Regions from separate parts of the Mus musculus genome. Here region 1 is linked to region 2. The links are chromatin loops, found by intact Hi-C in ENCODE. Cell type or tissue: left cerebral cortex. All regions are shown on one strand. Links, peaks and the distances in the headings refer to the core of each region. The heading gives the core; the rest is flanking DNA. Region 1 holds the start of Trdmt1 (tRNA aspartic acid methyltransferase 1). Region 2 holds the start of Rsu1 (Ras suppressor protein 1).

What was found. A loop is a pair of places that touch in the nucleus more often than their neighbours do. Peaks named below come from ENCODE experiments on the same cell type or tissue, not always from the same donor. Only the 100,000 strongest peaks of a DNase experiment are listed, where the experiment ranks them.
Region 1: a loop joins it to region 2, with 7 times the contacts of the local background. A loop is called at or near these places in 3 of 42 quality-filtered maps.

The regions. Positions count from the first base shown.
Region 1 is chr2:13,541,256-13,546,630 of GRCm38, reverse strand. It overlaps Trdmt1 (tRNA aspartic acid methyltransferase 1), which reads left to right and starts at 1,967. Exons shown (of 11, transcript NM_010067.4): 1 at 1,967-2,062. The coding sequence starts at 1,999. In left cerebral cortex, for the core only: a CTCF peak has its summit at 4,126 (motif pointing left); DNase peaks (open chromatin) are centred at 1,458, 1,954, 2,150 and 2,611; H3K4me3 peaks cover 1,623 bases; H3K27ac peaks cover 1,544 bases.
Region 2 is chr2:13,268,331-13,273,705 of GRCm38, reverse strand. Rsu1 (Ras suppressor protein 1) reads left to right here and starts at 2,291. Exons shown (of 9, transcript NM_009105.4): 1 at 2,291-2,506; 2 at 2,684-2,795. The coding sequence starts at 2,687. Gm13270 (a long non-coding RNA gene) reads right to left here and starts at 2,129. Exons shown (of 3, transcript XR_865976.2): 1 at 1,994-2,129. In left cerebral cortex, for the core only: a CTCF peak has its summit at 3,964 (motif pointing right); a DNase peak (open chromatin) is centred at 2,224; H3K4me3 peaks cover 1,629 bases; H3K27ac peaks cover 762 bases.

The sequences.
Region 1 (5,375 bases), core at 248-5,247, 270 kb before region 2:
TACCAAAATAAGTGACTAACGAGTGCAGAAAACATAAAGGACAATGTATATTGGCCTTTAAAAAATTGGGCCTTAAGTCCAATTGATATTGGTTGGCTATTTTCACAGGGTTTAGGCCACCATTGTACTAACATAACTTTCAGAGAGAACAGCAGTGTATATCAAAGGGTCTGTGACTAGGATGGTGTTTACATTTCTCCTTTGGTAGCTAGCATGCAGAGTAACTTCCTAGACCAAAGAGGTTAGCATGCTGAGGCTTTATGTAGGAACCAACTTAACTTCTTCATGTTCAATGAGTTGTGCAGGTATTGTCTTCAGCAATTCGGACTTGCTGTTGGTTTGTGGAGAGCAACTTATAGTTTTAGCAACAGCTTGGGTTGTTTGAGAGTTTGAGAGTCAGTGACTTGTTCAGTCATCCTCAGAGAAAGCTTTCACCTGTAGCAGATGGGAATAAAAACAGCGACACAGAGCCAGACATTCTGTAGAGAGCACTGGAATGCTCAGTCATAAATGGTATGTCTCCATCAAATCCCTTCCCTAAGGGCTCAGGGAACCCCATGGAGGAGGAGATGGGAAGAGTGTAAGAGCCAGAGGGAATGGAGGACAACCAAGAAACGAAGGCCCTTTAAATCAATGTGATCAACACATATTGAACTCAAAAAGACTGAGGCAGCATGCACAGGCCTGCACCGTGTGGGGCCCTAGAGCTGCAAGGAGAACTGGGCACATCCCATCCCTAATTCAGAACAATATCTGGTTGATAACCTCCTGCAAATGAAGATTTGTTTTCCTCCAAGGGAATCTCACTGGGGAAACAAACTACTCTTAAGAGTAGGCCGTGGGCCCAGCAGTTGATGGCCAACAGGAAATGAACTCAATAGCATCATTGGAGAGTCTTTGTCTTATAATGTTGTGCCAGGGCTCCTCCTCCTTCAATTTTTAACTTATGTTTTATTTTATTTTATTTTATTTTATTTTATTTTATTTTATTTTATTTATATATTTTCTTCTCTCTTTTTACCCTACTGCTCTTTGCATTTATTATTATGGTTTCCAGTTAAGTGTTTTTATGAGTGTGCAAATGGGTTTTCCATTTCTTGGGCCTTTTCTTGTCTCCCGTCGCCCCCCCCCGCCCCCCCCCCCCCGTTTGCTTTGCTCAATACCGATGTGTTAGTTTTTGTTGTCTTGTTTTATTTCATTGTTATAGAAGCCCATTTGTTTTCTAATGAGAGACAGAAACTGGGTGGATCTTGATGGGGTGGGGAGGAGCTAGGGGTACTTCAGTAAAGGAGGAGGAATTGCAATCAGGATATATTATGTGAAGAAGAAAATCTGTTTTCAATAAAAAGAAACAGCATGTGTCGGGGTAAATAGGATGAGTCCTATTTTCATTTATAGCAGGCATCCTCCCTATTATGAATGGGCTCAGAGGGATCGGCTTTAAGTACTTGTAATTCTGGAGCTTTCTTTAGGAAAGAGCCTGGTAGGACTTAACTTCTTACTCTCGCACAGGCACACCAGAGAGCATATAGATATGTGCCCAAGATTCCTCAAAGAATTGCTTGATCAGGTCAGACTTTAAAAGAACAAAAGGAACCTGCAGTTAAAAACAAACAAACAAAAAAACCAAAACCAAACAAACAAAAAGACTGTGTTCTAATCAGTAATTTACTTCAAAGCCAAGGGTGGTTTCAGCTCTCTACTCAAGGCCTCAGAAAACACAAAACAAGGAGGAAAAAGCACAAATCAGGCTAAGGAGCGGCAGTCTCTCACTTGGGAGGCCTTATTAATAGTTTGTCTGTCCTTTGTCCCCTTCCTAGCCCTGCTAGCCCCCGGGCTCCAAACTGTGATCTTAATCTGCAGCTAGAGGAACAGGGGGTTGGGGGAACTGAAAAGCCGCGGAACCAGAAGCGAAGGGAACGGAGCGGACATGGGGGAGTAAGAGACGCAGAGAACCGGTAGGCCTAGTTTCCAGGCCGCGGTCGCGGTTGCGAGAGGATGGAACCTCTGCGTGTCCTGGAGCTGTACAGTGGCATTGGTGGCATGCACCACGCGCTGCGAGGTGAGCGGACAGACAGCTTCTCTTGGATTCACTTGGGGCCGCAGGTTCCGGCTCTCGCGCCGCGGAGGGGCGGGGCGGCGGGGCGGTGGGGCGGGACCTGGTGCGGTCGACCTCGGTTGCCCTGGAAACCACTTTAGTGAGCCTCCCTGGTCCGCCCCTCCAGGCTGAGACTCCCCTACTCTGGCCCCAATCCTTGGAGCCTAAGCAGGCCGGCTCCCCATGGTACTGTTTGTGAGGCTGCATTCGTGTGCAGCCAAATGAACCTAAGTTGCTTCAGACAAAGTTAAGGCAAGGGCGAGCCCTTTGCCCAAAGCCAAGATCCAAATTCTAGACTGGCTGTCACTGGGCTTGGAGGAAGTCACGAAAGCGGGCGGGGGTGGGTTGGAGCAGGGGGATAACTGCAGTTCAAGATAGAAATGTACAAGTATTAGTGTGAAGGGGGAGAATTAAAAACAGTAATGTGCTTGACACACTGTAGCAGCTTAGAAATTAGTTTGCTGTCACTTAGGTTTGGAAGCTTCGTAATTTCTTTGGTCTCTACCCACTTTTGTGATAACTCAGAAATATTTACTTGGTGAACTCCATTGACCAGTACTGTATTTTAGGCACTTGGGATATGAAGTGACAGTGGGTGTGCGGGCGCGTGTTTGTGTGTGTGTGTGTGTGTCTGTGCACATGTGCAAGCACGTCTGTCCTGAAGTTGCTAAGACTAAGACAAATGCAAAAAGGAAACTTTGCTTCTCTTTTTATTAACTAGAGTAACAAGAAGCTAAGTGGAGCAAGATTTTTGTATTCCTTCACTCTTGAAAGTCCCTAAGTTCTAGCCTTTACTTTTACTTTTGCTTCTGTTGCCTCTCAGAGATTGCAAATTCAAACTTTTCTACGATAGCTTTTTTTTTTTTTTTAACCTGCCTTATGTTAGTTAATATATGACCTGTTAAGAAATACTTTCCCTGTTATCCAAAGTAACTTTCTGGTTACCGAAAGCTCCCTACATCTTCGGTTTGAGGTTTGCTTATAGAAGAGGTCTTAATCATATTAATTAATAACAATTAATATTTAATTATTAATCTTTTTTAGTGTTTGTATGTTAGATAAACTTTGGTTTTAAATTTATCTGTAAGGAAGTAGTACATCCTGGTGTTTTTCTTTATTTATGCAGCTAATAAAGATTAATAACAGTGACAGCTGGCTTTACCTTTTATTAAGGGCATCTACATGTCAGGACCTGTTCTGAGTCTGTAATAAGCTAGCTTGGTGGTAGAGCCAGAAGCCTAACCTAGATCTGTCTAGCAGATCTCTTAGCCACACTTCGTTACTACCATTGGTCCCATTCACTAACTTAGATGAAGAGCAGTAGTAAGAATATTGGCTGCTAATTTGTCCACTTCTAGATAATATTTGCAATGGAATATTTTATTGTTGTAAATGTGTGTATACACATATATACACACTATAAAATGTGTCATTTTGTGTTTCAGTGTACAGTTAATCAACAGCAAGTGTGCTTACGAAGTCATACAATTGTAAACATTATTAGTTTTCAAACATTTTCATCATCACAGACAGAAGCATTGCACCCACTTAAAAATATTTTAGCGCCTCTCTTCCTGAAGATATTAAAGCCTCTATTCTACTTTGGTCTTATCTCTTCTAGGTACCTCATAAGTAGAATAATCTGTTCTTTGATGTCTAGCTTAACAATTTACACAATGTTTACAAAGTTCATCTGTGCTGTAGAATGTGTCAATGCCTCATTCCTTTTTATGGCTGAATAATATATTGCTGTATAGATAACAGTATTGTCTATTTATTCATTGTTACTAGATAAAGATTTTCAACCTGCTTGCTATTGTGAATAATCTCTCTCTGAATATTGGCCTATAAGTATCTGTTTGGATTCTTGCTTTGTATTCTCTTGGGTATATGCTTAAGAATGGGCAAACTCTGAGAGTGCAGAGATGGCTCAGCTGTAAGGAGCACTGGCTGCTCTTCCAGAGTCCTGAGTTCAATTCCCAGCAACCACATGGTGGCTCACAACCATCTGTAATGGCATCTGATGCCCTCTTCTGGTGTGTCTGAAAACAGTAATAGTGTACTCATATACATAAAGTAAGAAAATAAATCATAAAAAATGGTCAAACTCCAAACATTTTCTGTTTCATTATCTTCTATAAAATGAGGACACAATAATATATCAAAAGGGAGTGGTAAGAGTATGCATTACAAAAAAACCAAAACCAAACAAACAAAAAAAAGCTGGGCGGTGGTGGCACAAGCTTTTAATCCCAGTACTCGGGAGGCAGAGGCAGGCGGATTTCTGAGTTCGAGGCCAGCCTGGTCTACAGAGTGAGTTCCAGGACAGCCAGAGCTACACAGAGAAACCCTGTCTCAAAAAAACGAAACAAAAAAAGAGTATGCATTAAATTAAATTAAAAAATATTTATAGGTCCAGGAGTGGGCCAGAGCACTTGTTCTTTAAGTCAGAGGGCATGGACCTGAATTTAAACCCAAGCACACATGTCAGACTCTAGGCATAGTTACATGTACTGCAGTTTAAACCCAAGGACCCATGTAAGACTCTAGGCATAGTTACATGTACTGCAGTTTAAACCCAAGCACCCATGTAAGACTCTAGACATAGTTACATGTACTGCAGCCATAGCATTGTAGAGGTAGACTCTGAGAGCTCACTGCTCAGATGGAAATGGTGTCTACCTCTTTAGGGGACCTTGTCTCAAAGCATTAACACAGAGAGTAATGGAGGAGGACACCCAGCATCCTGTTGTGGTCTCTGTGTGCATGGACACATGTATGCACTTATTGTTATAAATTGTAAAGCTATAGAAAGTTATTATATATTGTTTAAAATAACCTTTGGAAGAAATTGATAAATGTTTGAAGCTGCCTGGCCTTCAAGTGCTGTCAGTTTCTTTGAGAGATAAAAGCCTGCCTTTATTTTGAAGTCAGATGAGTGATGGTTGACTCATAATGCTTGTGTGAAAATTTGAAAGTTATTTAGCATTTCTAAGTGTACATGCCTTATCTGTGAGATGGACATGCATTGTAAGAGTTAAGAAAAAGATGAAGGAAGTATAATTATATTAAGTAATATCCTCTTTTTTTTTCCTAGTTAACTGGTTTCACTTTAATCTTTCTCAGTGATTAAAAATCAGGTAATAATTATGCTAACTTTATAACATTTATAGTGTAGTGGTTGAAATTCTACGTTAATATCAATGAAAGGTATATGCTTCCAAAAAGAATGAACTGTTAAGCAAACTGGACTCAGAATGACACATTCAAACAGGAT
Region 2 (5,375 bases), core at 124-5,123:
CATACCTTGAATAAACTCTATTCTATACTATACCCTCGTGTAGCTGGTCCCTTAGGGGAAAAGGATGCCTCTGCATGGGGCCACTGAGACACCCCCTGCCCCCCATGCCTCACCACACCCCCATAGAATATACCCCCTTTTTCTTTATCTTTTTATAAACACATCAAAGGGGACTTGTTTCCCCAGATAATTTCAAGACAGGAGCACAACGGAGATGGGAATTGCTGGTCCAGGAGTTGTTTGTGTGTGTGGCTGCCTGTTGCAGTGAGAGATGGTAAGGCAGGAAGTAGGGGAAGTAGTATAGCTGACACTCATAACTGCCATTCCCCTGCACCAGCAAAGGCAGGTTGGGGATGACTTTCTGCACAGAACTGTACTCTTGTCTCTAAAGAAACGTAACAAATAACTCAGGGAGAAAAGGATGCAGACTTAGACGGAAACAAATCCACTTACAACAGTGAGAGGGGGTCAGGAAACAACACAAATCATGCAGAAAAATCAGCCAAGGTCTTCAGGCTTGAACATGAAATGTTAACTAAGATCAATTACCAAAAAAGACTCTTGCCTGAGGAGCCAACAAAAGTAGACTGTTGAAACAAACTGACTTAGCAAACAGAGGTAAGGTTAAACTTATTGTCTTTAGAGCTGCTGAGAAAAAGAAATATCCATTAGAGGAAGAAGGGAAGGTCATGATGCAAGAGATCTGCTGTGGTCATCATAGCTGCGTGGAGGATGAACTGAACTGGGGTGAGGGAAAGTAATGTGAGGGTGCAAAGAAAGGCGGCAGTCTCCAGGCTAAGGGGGCAGGGTAGGGGTAGAAGACATCAAATCTTCCTGCATTTGACTTTGGGCTTCCAGCCTTCAGAATTATGGCGTTTTGTTACACCAGCCCTAAATGATGCTTTAAACTTATATAGTAAAACTATCTCCATCAGAAACAGCCAGAGAAAAACTATCAGTAACCTTTCAAAAAGCACTAATAAATATTGATGCTTTGGGCTTAGAGGGCTCACAGAAACTGAAACTGCATCCACAGCTTGTATGAGACTGTGCTAGATCAGTGCTCTCAGCAAATGTCTAGCTTAAGAAGTGATGAGGCAAGCCGGGCGTGGTGGCACATGCCTTTAATCCCAGCACTTGGGAGGCAGAAGCAGGCGGATTTCTGAGTTCGAGGCCAGCCTGGTCTACAGAGTGAGTTCCAGGACAGCCAGGACTATACAGAGAAACCCTGTCTCGAAAAACCAAAAAAAAAAAAAAAAAAAAAAGTGATGAGGCCTGGACAATGCAAGTTGCCTGCATTGCAAGTATCATCGTTTCATCTGAAGTGTGTTTAAGGAGAAATTTCTGCTTTCAAATTCAAAGTGCCGAATCTTTTTCTAGTACCTGCTTGGCTCATTGCTTATATATGTGTGTCTAAACTTCTGCACGTCTGTCTGACTGCTTATCTGTCATGTACCTAATGCCAGAGGAATAATTCTGGAATGATTTCCTATTTAATAGTGTGAAATTGTCACTAAGATTAAGTTTTTTACTGGGTCATCAAGATCTAGTCATTAGGAGGTAGAACCCAGAGGGTCAGCAGAAAGTTTATCTATCTATCTATCTATCTATCTATCTATCTATCTATCCATCCATTCTATTTGAAGAAAGTGGGAGAGTTCTAAGAGCCAAGATTTCACGGTTCATGGGTGTAAACACCAACTCAGACTTCTGACATAGTCGTGGTTTACTGTTAGCATCTAACCCTAAGGGAGATAGATTCCAGTTCCCAAGACCAAAAGGAACGGAGCAAAACAGTTAGATACAGAAACCTGTGAGTTACCAGCTGAGGACATAAGTTTCGGGCGGAATCTTTGTCTTCAGAATCTTTACCATAATCCAGACCTCATACCTCCACCAGGTCTGCGACAGCCAGGGGCACACGAGGGACTCACGGTAACAACTCTCCGTGGGAGGGGACCGGCAACGAAAGACGCAGGACAAAAGAGAGTACCTGACTTGTGGATTTCTCAGGACGGAACTCCAAATCCCTCAACACAAGCTGCATTCTAAGAGTCTACCTCGGTACCAGCGACCAGCTTAGAATCCCCTGCTTCCGCCCACAGAACTTTGTCCTTCAGCTAGCTTACTGAGCATGCGCAGAATCTAGATCACATGCACTTGCTGAGTCCAATTCAAGTTCCAAACTCAAGAAGATGGGCGTTCCTCAGCGTAGGGCGGAGTCTCTGAGACTAAAACGTGTACGATTGGTCCGCCTCGGGGTCCACTTTCTTCAGTGGGCAGAGCCTCGCCTGGAGCCACAGCTGGGAAACAGTTCTCCTAATTTGGGAAGTGTCAGGCCGGGAGGGGCGTGGGGTTGGCCGGATTTTGTGTGCGCCTGCGCGATCGCTGGGACAGGGTGTGTTCCTGCTGCGGGATCCTGTTTTCGGCTGATCCAGTTCATCGCTCTCCACCCGAGTTTCCCTTGCAGGTCCCTAATCACACCCACCAGGTGTTGCTCGCTGCGGTGAGTGTGCGGGGTCCAAGTCCTCCATTAAGGACTCCATGGTGATACCCATTCTCCCCTAGGCAGCCCTGGAGAATTCAGCCTGGGCCTCTGCTCCTTTCCTGCCTTAACCTGCCCCACAACCCCCAGGCTCCCATTTTTGCCATCATCCACGTGCTTTGTTGTCCTTTGCTACAGAACATGTCCAAGTCACTGAAGAAGCTGGTGGAGGAGAGCAGGGAGAAGAACCAGCCGGAAGTGGACATGAGTGACAGGGGTATCTCCAGTATGTTGGATGTCAACGGCTTGTGTAAGTTCTCTTGGACAGTTGCTAAGTTTGTAAGTAACTGCTCTCTTGGGAGGCGAGTTTCGGAAGCCTGCCATTCCACCTTTGCTCGTCACTTGGTCACTTGTCAGGAGCTTGCAAACCACAGTTAGTTCTGCTGGGACTGGTGAACCAGATGAGAACGTCACACGAGGTGTGCTGCAGTTCCTTCTCAGCGGGTGAGGGAGCTTCATAGCTTTGAAGTCCATCTTCCATGTAGTGTCCCAAGTAGCCATTTTTGTTTGTAATTTGGAAGTCACGTTTTACTCTATGAATCATGAGCTGGTGGTACTCAAAAATTACATGCATAGTAAGAATTCTTGTGCCAGTAGTATTTTCAACATTTTCCTTCATTACGTATTCCTGGGTCATTCTCCCATTTGTGTTCAGGCATTGCTCAATCTTGTGATCCAAGCTCAGCACCCGTTTAATCAGGGTGTTGCTTTCAGCTGTGAACTTATATGACTCTTACTTTATTGTTTTTTTCTCATCTGTAAAACCAGACAGGGAACTCAGTACAAGTGGGAATGGTCATAAACTCCATTGCCTGTGCCCTTCTCATGGGCATCTCCTCTTCTCCACATGGAGACGGTTATCCCCATGTGTAAATGCTGCATCACTATCGCCAGATTTTGTGTTGAGAATTCTAGTGTCCACTTTTTCATGATCTTTAAATTCTGCAAACTAATTCTGGTCTTTGAAAACACTTTTTAAGTAAGTCACCACGCTTCTGTAGGTTCCTGTGACTTCATTTGGATCCTCTGAGAGCTTAACTGTTGAGAGTGGTACCCCCACATTCCTCAGCGGGACATACAAGGTCTGATTCTGATCATAAACCGATCCCTTCCATGCATTCATTCCAAGCGATGTTGAATAAGCTCCACTGAGTGACCCTGAGCAGCCAGATCTTCCTGACTTGCAAGTCTGTTGTCTCCTTATCTATATGCCTTTCCACCTGACGTCCCTTAACTTAACTGCCAAGAGTCAGCTCAGACATCATAGCCTATGAAAAACGTTCTCTTTCTATCTTCCTGTGTGAACCCACCTTTCTACAAGGCACAGATTGCATAGCCTTTAATTAATTAATTTTTTAAAAAAGATTTATTTATTTCATATGTGAGTACACGGTTGCTCTCCTCAGAGACACCACAAGAGGGCTTCCATTACAGATGGTTGTGAGCCACCATGTGGTTGCTGGGAATTGAACTCAGGACTTCTGGAAGACCAGCCAGTGATCCTAACCGCTGAGCCATTTCTCCAGTCCAATTAATTTATTTTTAATCCAGTAGACTCTCTTCCTCATTCGAATACCAAGAGAATATGCAATGCCATGCTTGTGTTCTTGAGAATAGTGTCTGGAACACAGTCGGCACTCTAAATGTTGATAGGAGTCAGAGTAGGATGTTAGAACATCAACCAGAGGGGAGCTGTACAGAGACCTTAAAGTCAGTGGATAGCTTCCTAGGCATGAAGACTCTTGTCTGTTCTTGGAGTACAGGCTGGGATGGATGTTGACACATTAAGGCCAAAGTGGACTGCAGACATCTAGCTATCATGAAGAGTCCTGCTTTGACATACCCTTAGCATCTTGATAACTTCTTGGTTTGGGTGACATGTGTTGGTCTCTTGCAGTAAGAATGGGTTTGTGGTGATTTTTGACACTGAAGTGTCTGCCGAGGATCTAGACACTCCCATTGCTTTGGCTTTATTTCGGTTTCCACTGCTGTAAAGGAAGAAGAGGCTAAACAGAGAGCAGGGGACCAGGTGCATCTGCGCCCTGAACAGCACCTAGTTCTCTGCCTGCTGCATGCCTCCCTATGGGCTGAAGCCTGAGCCCACAGTGGTCTGAGCCATTTGTATCATTCTGGAAGATGAAGACCCATGTAATATTAACAAATGACAAGAGTAGCTCTGCTATTTCAGTTCAGCTCCATTATCTCTTTGAAGCCTTGGCTCTTACTACAGGGGAAAAGATAGCCACTTGCTTCCTGAAGGGGAAAAAAAACTGCTTCTGGTCTAATACTGGGGGATAAAAAGCAAGGTCATTTCTGTAGTTGCTCAAACCAGAAACCAAGAGACAACATTGGTATTTCTTGGAAAGATCAGCGGAAGTTTAAAAATCTCACTCCCTCTGCTGGTGTTGGCTTAAGGAAGGGCTGGGTGTATTGAGTCCTTGCTGTCAGGACTCCTAAGAACCTGGAAGACTGTAGAGTGTTCACTGGAAGCCTGACCCTAAACTGGCTTTATCAGCCACTCACTGGATTGGAGCTCAGTGGTGGAGCGTTTGTGTAGAACATGTGCAGTTCTGGGGTTCATCTCAAACACAACACAAATAAATTTAAAACAGCAATCAGTTGGCATCCAATGTGGGTGCTATATGATAAAATTACCTCGAGTATTGTGTAAGAATTCTCTTCTTCTCTTCTCTTCTCTTCTCTTCTCTTCTCTTCTCTTCTCTTTTGCTTAGGTTTATCTGCAGCTATGACATTTAGAATGCAAGCATCCTGATTAAACACAGGAAACCATTAACTTACATGCAGAGAGAATGACTGTGTCTTGTACCCT